Regions from separate parts of the Homo sapiens genome. Here region 1 is linked to region 2. Evidence: chromatin contacts called from ENCODE POLR2A ChIA-PET data. All regions are on one chromosome and are shown on one strand. The core of a region is the stretch at or near the end of the contact, and the rest is flanking DNA. Distances in the headings are between cores, read along the strand shown.

Evidence for each region. ChIA-PET counts read pairs that join two places held with the same protein, here RNA polymerase II (POLR2A).
Region 1: POLR2A ChIA-PET joins it to region 2 with 14 read pairs in CD8-positive, alpha-beta memory T cell. The contact joins the promoter of AATF here to the promoter of CTC1 in region 2. POLR2A ChIA-PET finds 5 or more read pairs at or near these places in 2 of 52 experiments (CD8-positive, alpha-beta memory T cell and activated CD4-positive, alpha-beta T cell).

What each region holds. Positions count from the first base shown.
Region 1 is chr17:36,946,358-36,950,281 of GRCh38, reverse strand. AATF (apoptosis antagonizing transcription factor) reads right to left here and starts at 1,328. Exons shown (of 12, transcript NM_012138.4): 1 at 1,066-1,328; 2 at 1-68. The coding sequence starts at 1,156.
Region 2 is chr17:8,245,228-8,249,305 of GRCh38, reverse strand. CTC1 (CST telomere replication complex component 1) reads left to right here and starts at 1,250. Exons shown (of 23, transcript NM_025099.6): 1 at 1,250-1,302. The coding sequence starts at 1,270. It overlaps PFAS (phosphoribosylformylglycinamidine synthase), which reads right to left and starts at 17. Exons shown (of 28, transcript NM_012393.3): 1 at 1-17. RefSeq lists enhancers at 1-589, 714-833, 1,314-1,453 and a silencer at 1,174-1,223.

The sequences.
Region 1 (3,924 bases), core at 79-2,578, about 29 Mb before region 2:
CACTACTAGGAAATCACCTTCCCCATCTTCCCCTTCATCAAACCTGTCAATCACCCTGGCAGCAGTGGCTGTCGGGGGAGAGGGAAAAGTAAACAGAATCTCCAGGTTAGCAGAAACTTTAACGGGAACCCTGGTCGACCCATTTATCTCATAGTTGAACGTCCTTTACGAAATCCCCACCAACTTCCAGGAATAGGAAATTCACTCTCTCCCAAAGTAGAACACTGTCTTACTGCTGTTTCTAAACAGAAAGTTGACTCCTGGCATCTACTAGTGGGATCTATTTCTATGACTTGGATCCTATCAAACTAGTTGAATTCCTCTTCAATGTGTGACAGTCGCTCCAATATCTTAAATCAGTCATCACGTTCTCCCCTCACTCTGTCCCATTCTTTGGGGAGTTTTCTTTGCTTATTCTGGCTAAACAGTCCCGAGTTTCTTCAACTGATCTTCCTAAGATACGGTTCAGCACTCGCATTTATCCCTCCTTATTATCCCTTTCTCACACTTCCGACTCAAGTCTAAAGCGGGATTACTCCCAGCTAGACTCTGAACATCAGCTTACAGAACAGGAGTCTCAGTCGTCAGCCACTGAACAAGTGTCTTGAGACTTCAAGAGACTTAAACAGCACCAGAAAATCCTTCCATCAGTCTCCAACTTAGTTTTGAAGGGCAACCTGAATTAAAAACATGCGACTTTCTTCTCCTCCTTTCTAACGCAATACCAGAAAGGGCATCCTCAAAGCTAACTTCCAACTTGCTAGCAGACTCTCTGGCTCCCTCCAACAGGCCTGGAGCAAGTAAACCTGAAGACCAGCTCCTCTCGGCCTGAGCCCTCGATCTGTTCCGCCCATCCAGCCGAGCACCAAGTTTCGAGTGCGTGTGAAAAGAAGCCGAAGCCCTCCTCCCGAGGCCGGGACCACCCTCGCGGGAGGCGACGTTCCTCTGCGCCAAGCGAAGGAGCGCAGGCCCGGCGGCCTCGCGCACGCCCCTCCCACGCCGCCCCCTTGCCCCACAGGGCCTGGCCCACCGCTCCGCACGTGGCCTGCCCCAGTCCGGCCTCACCTTCCTCGGGGTCCGCTTCAGGGTCCGCCTCGCTTGGTCGCGGGTTCAACAACTGTTCCAGTTGCAGCGCCAGGGGCTGCGGCCCCGCCATCGTCACCAGCTCCCGGTCCACTCCGCTTCGCGCACGTAAATGTGCGGCCCAACCCCCGGCCCCGAAGCTCCTTCCCTGCCGGATCCTCTCGCCTTGATCCGATTCCCCGACTCCGCCAGAGACCGCGCGGAGGCCACCCCACAGCTCTGGACCGGCCACTTCCGGGAGGCGCGCGGGAGGGGGCGGGGCCTGCGCGTCACTGCGGGCGTTGCTAGCATGAAGGCGGAAGCGCGCAGAAGGTTGAAGGGATTGGAGCCGTATGGGCGCGTGTGCGCGTGCGCGTGCGAGTGCGCGGGAAGGGGCGGTGCGGAAGCGCGCCAAGGCACGTGACCGCTTCTGTCGCTGAGATGCGATTGCGATGCGCGCGGCCAGTGTCCCCTTGTACAAAATATGCCTCGAGATTTGTGCGAGATTCGCTTAGGAATAAAGCATAGCGTAGCCGTGGCCCACGGTGGCTGATTTGGGAAGGAGGAGGGAGTAGGGCTTAAGCTGCTCGAATCGCGGGTGCGCACTCGGGCACGCAGAGACTGGGACCCAAAGCAGGTTTGTCATTTCGCAATTTATAGTAGTCTGAGGCCGGGCACACGCCTCCCGCCCTTCAGCGGCCAGGATTTGGGAATCCTATGTCAGGGATATGCACGTGTAAGTGTGTGGCGGACTGCTGGCGTCTTTCTTAATGGGAATACTTAGGAATCGCTGTGGCTAAAGATAGTTTCAGTAGCGTCTCTAAGTACCCTTGCCTGAGCAAGGGAAAGGGGGTGGGGTGTGGATTACTCCACTGCATACCCCTCGGTATTGATTATCTTTGCTGTTCAGAGATGAGGGCATGCTCAGGCAGCTTAAGCAGGTGCACAAATGCAGAAAAATACAGGTCTACCGTTAGAGGGACAGACTCAAAATATAAAGACTTAATAGTATAAATGTAATTGCACCCCGCACACGGAAAGACACAATCGCTTTACATCCTCTTTCCTTCATCAAGCATTCCCTGACTGCCCACTATGTGGCAGGCACTGCTAGATAAGATACAAGATAAGTAAGTTGGATTCTCCCCCCCACGGTAATCAGCCTAGGAGGGTAGACAAACATGTAAACAGAAACTGCAATAAGGGATGATAAGTGTGACTACAAAGTGGTCTATTCTTATGGTATCTGTTGGAGGTTGCCTGTAGAGACCTAGACCCCTCTAAACAGAATCTGCCTCAAAAGGATCCAGAAAAGAGATGTTAGTGGTGCACTGTGGCAGTGCCCCTTGGGTACAGCCCGGGCCAGTTGGATCCCACAGCTGAACAACTGGGGAACCCTCAGCTCTCTACTGTCTCCCATGAAAACCAAGGGAAGAGAGGATCTCTGACTTTCACAATCTTCATATGTCCTCAGGGCCAAGAGCAATAAGAGGACACCACTTTAGTGGAGCCTGTTCCATGTCCCTGTAAAGTGGCCCTTGAAGAATGAAGACAACCAGGGCTGCAGAGGGGAAGGAGAACCTGTCTGAGGGTAAACCCCCTCAGACATGGAAGGAAAAGAATGCCAGGCTAGGCAGGGCACTCAGGAGAAGAAAACGGCTTTTTACCATCCATAAGAGAGCTTAGCCTAAGAGAACAGTTTTTCGTTTATCCTCTATAATTGCAGTCTTGTGCCTGTGTCCGGGCCTCCCAAGCAAAAGTGTGTTCCTTGCTCCTTGACAAGGTGCCATGGGGCTTCAAAGGACAAAAATGTTTCTCCCACCCCACATTTAAGAAACTACCTCCTGCAATCCTATCCCCTTGCTATGTTGGGTACTTACAATGCTTAGAAACCTGGCCTTTGAGGTAAAGAGAAGGAAGAAAAGAGAAAGGGAGGTGAGTCACTGCAGAGACCACCTCTAAGCTGTCATGCAAACAGGACACTGCTGGTCAATTTGGGGGCTGTGCTGGGCAAACACTCAGCAGAAAATGCCATAGACCTGTTTACTTACTCTCCCTTCTCTGTCCTGGTCCCTACTGACTTGGGAAGCCATTTTAGCAAGGAATCAAGACCGTTCTACTGTCACACACATCCCAGGGCCCCCCAAAATGTTTGCCTGACCTTATACTGAAGGTAGAAAGAGGACTCCAGGAGTGGAGGGAAGAGGAAGTAATTCTAGGAATTAAGATGCAACTGAGAGTAGTTGAGGCAAGGGACAGGGGAGCAAATTCTCAAATACTCCCTCTGGGGGCCTCTCCCTACCTGCATTCCAGTGTCTTGAGATGGTGGGGGAAGGGCTTATTGATGGGGTAGGGATGGAGATGGAGAGTGGACTGTGGCGAGGAGTTTCAACCTCTGACTGATGTAGAGATGAGAGCAGATGAGAGGAACAGGGAGAGGAGAATAAGGGTGAGCAGTTCCCTAACAGAATGGCCTTCTCCAGAGAAGGCGGAGGGGCGCCCAGTCCACAATCCCTCTCCCTGCCCTCCAAGGGCTGCAAAGTGGCAGGCGATTAGGCACAGCAGAGGATGGGCAAGGGGTGACACTTTCCAATTGTCCCAAACAACTGTCTGCTCACTTGACAAGGAGTTTCAAGAGTTTGGGAAAACCAAGTTCCCACTTGCCTCTCTTCAGATGCTGTCCACCCTCAGGTGCCAGCCCTGGCAATGCCTATCCTGGCTCTCCACAGGTAATACTTCCCCAAGTGCCTCACCTAGAGCAGCTTACCAGCGGCAGCCAGCCCGGAGAAGTTGGGTGGGTGAGCTTCAGCTCCCTCGCCAGAGCAGATGGTGGCTCCCTGCTGCTGGAACCCTGAAGGCAGG
Region 2 (4,078 bases), core at 1-2,500:
AATCGTCGCGCGCGTTTGTTACGTCATCCGCGTGCGCCGCGGGCAGAGACTGGACCTGCCAGCGCCGGGGCGACTACGCCCCGCCCACTTTTCCCCAGCCACCCGGCCGAATTCTAGGTTCTTGGTGGGGAGAGGTTTATCCCCAGGTGGTTTCTCCCACAAATCTGTCTTGAACTGACGTTTGTGAAAATACATTCAGTTCCCCGTCCCCGCGGGGACAGTTAAGTAATGACATCAGTTAGTTAAGGCCATAAAGCAAGCATGTGAAAGTTGTGCTTTGGTGGCATTACGAGGAAGCCCTTCTCTGCTTGGCAAGATCAGGGAGACTGAAAGATGCTTAGAAGTCATCCACCAGGCGGGCTGTGTTTGAGTTCCTGAGCTCTGCTACCCCATCCATCTGAAGGCCTGCGGGATGCCGGACAGGATGTCACTTAGGAGGGAGACGGAGGCTGGGCGCGGTGGCTCCCGCCTGTAATCCGAGCACTTTGGGAGCCCGAGGCGGGCAGATCGCTTGAGCCCAGGAGTTCGAGACCAGTCTGGGCAACATGGCGAAACCATGTCGCTACAGAAAAATACAAAAATTAGCCGGGTGTGGCGGTGCAAGCCTGCGATCCCAGCTACTTGGTGGGCTGAGGTGGGAGGATCGCTTGAGCCCGGGAGGTCGAGGCTGCAGTGAACCGAGATGGCGCCGCTGCACTCCAGCCTGGGCGATAGAGCGAGACCTCGTCTCAAAAAAATCAGAGAGGGCCAGGGGCTGTGTTTCACGCCTGTAATCCCAGCACTTTGGGAGGCTGAGGCGGGTGGATCACCTGAGGTCAGGAGTTTGAGACCAGCCTGGCCACATGGTGAAACCCCGTCTCTACTAAAAATACAAAAAAAAAAAAAAAAAAAAAAATTAGCCGGGCGTGGTGGTGGCAGGTGCCTGTAATCCTAGCTACTCAGGAGGCTGAGGCCGGAAAATCCCTTGAACCTGGGAGGCGGGGGTTGCAGTGAGCCGAGATCGCGCCACTGCACTCCAGCCTGGGCGACAGAACCAGGCTTCGTCTTAAAAAAAAAAAAATCAGAGAAAAGAGACAGGGGTGTCGGGAGTTGGGATGGTGCACCGAGGCGCCTCGCGGAGTCTCTAGGAAGCGAGGGGGTGAGCAGCGAGAAGGAGCTGGAGGTGGCGAGGAAACCCGCTCACCGGTGACGTCACCGAGCGCCCCCCCACCCCCATCCCCACCCCCAAGCGAGCACCTGCCCCTCCCGGGGGCGGAGCTCCGGCGCATCATGGCGGCTGGCCGGGCCCAGGTCCCTTCCTCCGTGAGTGCTGCTATTACGTCTCTTGTTCCTTTTTTCTTGTTTGTCACAGATACTCTTTCTCTTCCTATTTCCTCTGCCTTGTCTCTCTGGGCTCGCTGGCCGCGTCCGGCCCATGGGTGAGGGGGTTGTGAGTCGGTCCGCTCCTACCTCTTACTGGTTCTGCGAATGTTTATTCCCTCATTCACGCGGCGCCCGCTGTGAGCCTTAAACTGGTCTCCGTTCACTCTCTAGGGTTTAATCCTGGTGGGAAACCAGGAGCAGGTTAATGGGGGAACTATGGGGCTGTGGGTTCCTGGAGAAGACCCTTGACGGAGCTGTAGGGGAAAAGGGCAACCATAATAAGTAAAAGCGTCTGAGACCCGAAGTGCGTGTAGAAGGCAAAAAGCGCCGAAAGGGGCTGGGTGTGGTGGCTCACGCTTGTAATCCAGCACTGTGGGAGGCGGAGGCGGGCGGATTACTTGAGGTCAGGAGTTCGAGACCAGCCTGACCAACATGGTGAAACCTCATCTCTACTAAAAATACAAAAATTAGCCGGGCGTGGTGGCGCGCACCTGTAATTCCAGCTACTCAGAAGGTTGAGGCAGGAGAATCGCTTGAACCGGGTAGACGGAGGCTGCAGTGAGCTGAGATTGTGCCACAGCACTCCAGCCTGGGCAACAGAGCGAGACTCTGTCAAAAAAAAAAAAAAAAAAAAAAAAGCGCCGGAAGGGGTTTCAGGACGGAAGCAAACACATATTCAAAGGCAGGAGGATAGAGCAGGTGTCTGAAAAACTCAAAAGTTCAGTTGGGTGGTGGTGGAGGGGTCAGAGCTGACAGTTTTGTACCTCTTGCTAAGCAGCGACTTTAACATGAGGGTAATTGGGTGTGGTGGCACACGCCGGTAATCCCAGCTGCTCAGGAAGCTGAGCAGGGAACCACGGAAGTGGAGGTTGCAGTGAGCCGAGATCGCGCCACTGCACTCTAGCCTGGACGACAGAGCCAGACTCCATCTCAAATAAATAAATAAATAAATAAATAAATAAATAAATAAATAAATAAGATGTTAAGAAAATACAATCTAAAGGATTGGTTTGTGTGCGTGTGTGTGTGTGTGTGTTTTGAGACGGAGTCTAGCTTTGTCACCAGGCTGGAGTGCAGTGACGCGATCTCGGCTCACTGCAACCTCTGCCTCCCAGGTTCAAGCGATTCTTCTGCCTCAGCCTCCCGAGTAGCTGGAATTACAGGCATACAGGCACGCGCCGCCATGCCCAGCTCATTTTTGTATTTTTTTTCTTTTTTTTAAGTACAGACGGTGTTTCACCATGTTAGCCAGGATGGTCTCGATCTCCTGACGTCGTGATCTGCCCGCCTTGGCCTCCGAAACTGCTGGGATTACAGGCGTGAGCCACTGCACCCAGCCAGGACTGGGACCTATGTAGGGAAAGGAAGGAGCTAAGGAGGACATCTAGGTTTCAGGATAGAACAACTGTTTGGTTAAGGGTACTATTTGCTAAGTTAGTGAACATAACACTAGAAGAGTTCTAGAAAAGGACAGGGTTTTGTGGAAAGTTCAGTGTTGGGCATGTGTGCTGCCTGTGGATTGGCCATGGAGAGTCTGGCAGATGGATAGGACTAAAGCTCAGGAATGAGATCTCAGCTAAAGTAGACATACAGGAACAATCATCATCTGGCCATGGCTGTTAAACCCATGCAGTGGTTGAGATAATTGTGGGAAAGCATATTGTGTTCTTAAACTTCAGCCTGTATTAATCTGGATCTTCCTCTTCCTCCCTCCTTTTTTTTTTTTTTTTTTTTTTTGAAACAAGGTCTTACTCTGTCACCCAGGCTAGAGTGCAGTGGCACCATCATGGCTCACTGCAGCCTCAACCTCCCTGGGCTCAAGCGATCCTCCCACCTCAGCCTCCCAAGTAGCTGGGACTACTGGCGTGTGCTACCACGCCAGGCTAACCCAGCTAATTTTGAATTGTTTTAGAGTTTCACCATGTTGCCCAGGCGGGTCTCAACCTTCCCAGGCTAAGGTGATCCTCCCACCTCAGCCTCCCAAGTAGCTGGGACTACTGGCATGTGCTACCACGCCAGGCTAATCCAGCTAATTTTGAATTGTTTTAGAGTTTCACCATGTTGCCCAGGCGGGTCTCAACCTTCCCAGGCTCAGGTGATCCTCCCACCTCAGCCTCCCGAGTAGCTGGGACTACAGGCACGAGCCACCATGCCCAGCTAATTTTTCTTTTTTGTAGAGACGGGTCTTTGCCTTGTTGCCCAGACTAGTAGTGAACTACTGGGCTCGAGCGATCCACCTTGGCCCCCCAGAGTGCTGGGATTACAGGCGAGAGCCACCACATCCAGTCTGCTCCATTTTTACTCAGTAGATGAAAACACGAATTTGCCTTTTTAACAAAACTTAGGTAATTTTACCTTGAAGCCATGGGATCACTTTGAGAGACAGTCGTATTCAGTGCACCAAGCAAAGGATAGGCCATCCGAGAAACAGGAACTACAAAAGAATACTGGGAGAGGAAGACAAAAAGCGTGAGAGTCGGAACTTTGCTTATACTGGTGGGGCAACTCTGAATGGTGATTTGGTCTGCCTTCCACAACTCTGACCATGAATGAGTGTGTGGCTGAAGTGGGCTGAAAGTCAGTGGTAGGGCTGTCCACAAGGATGCTGAAGACATCTAGAACTTGAAGACTTTTTTTTCCTTTTAACTTTTATTTTAGATTCAGGGGGACGTGCGCAGGTTTATTATGTAGGTAACCTCATGTCATGGGGGTTTGG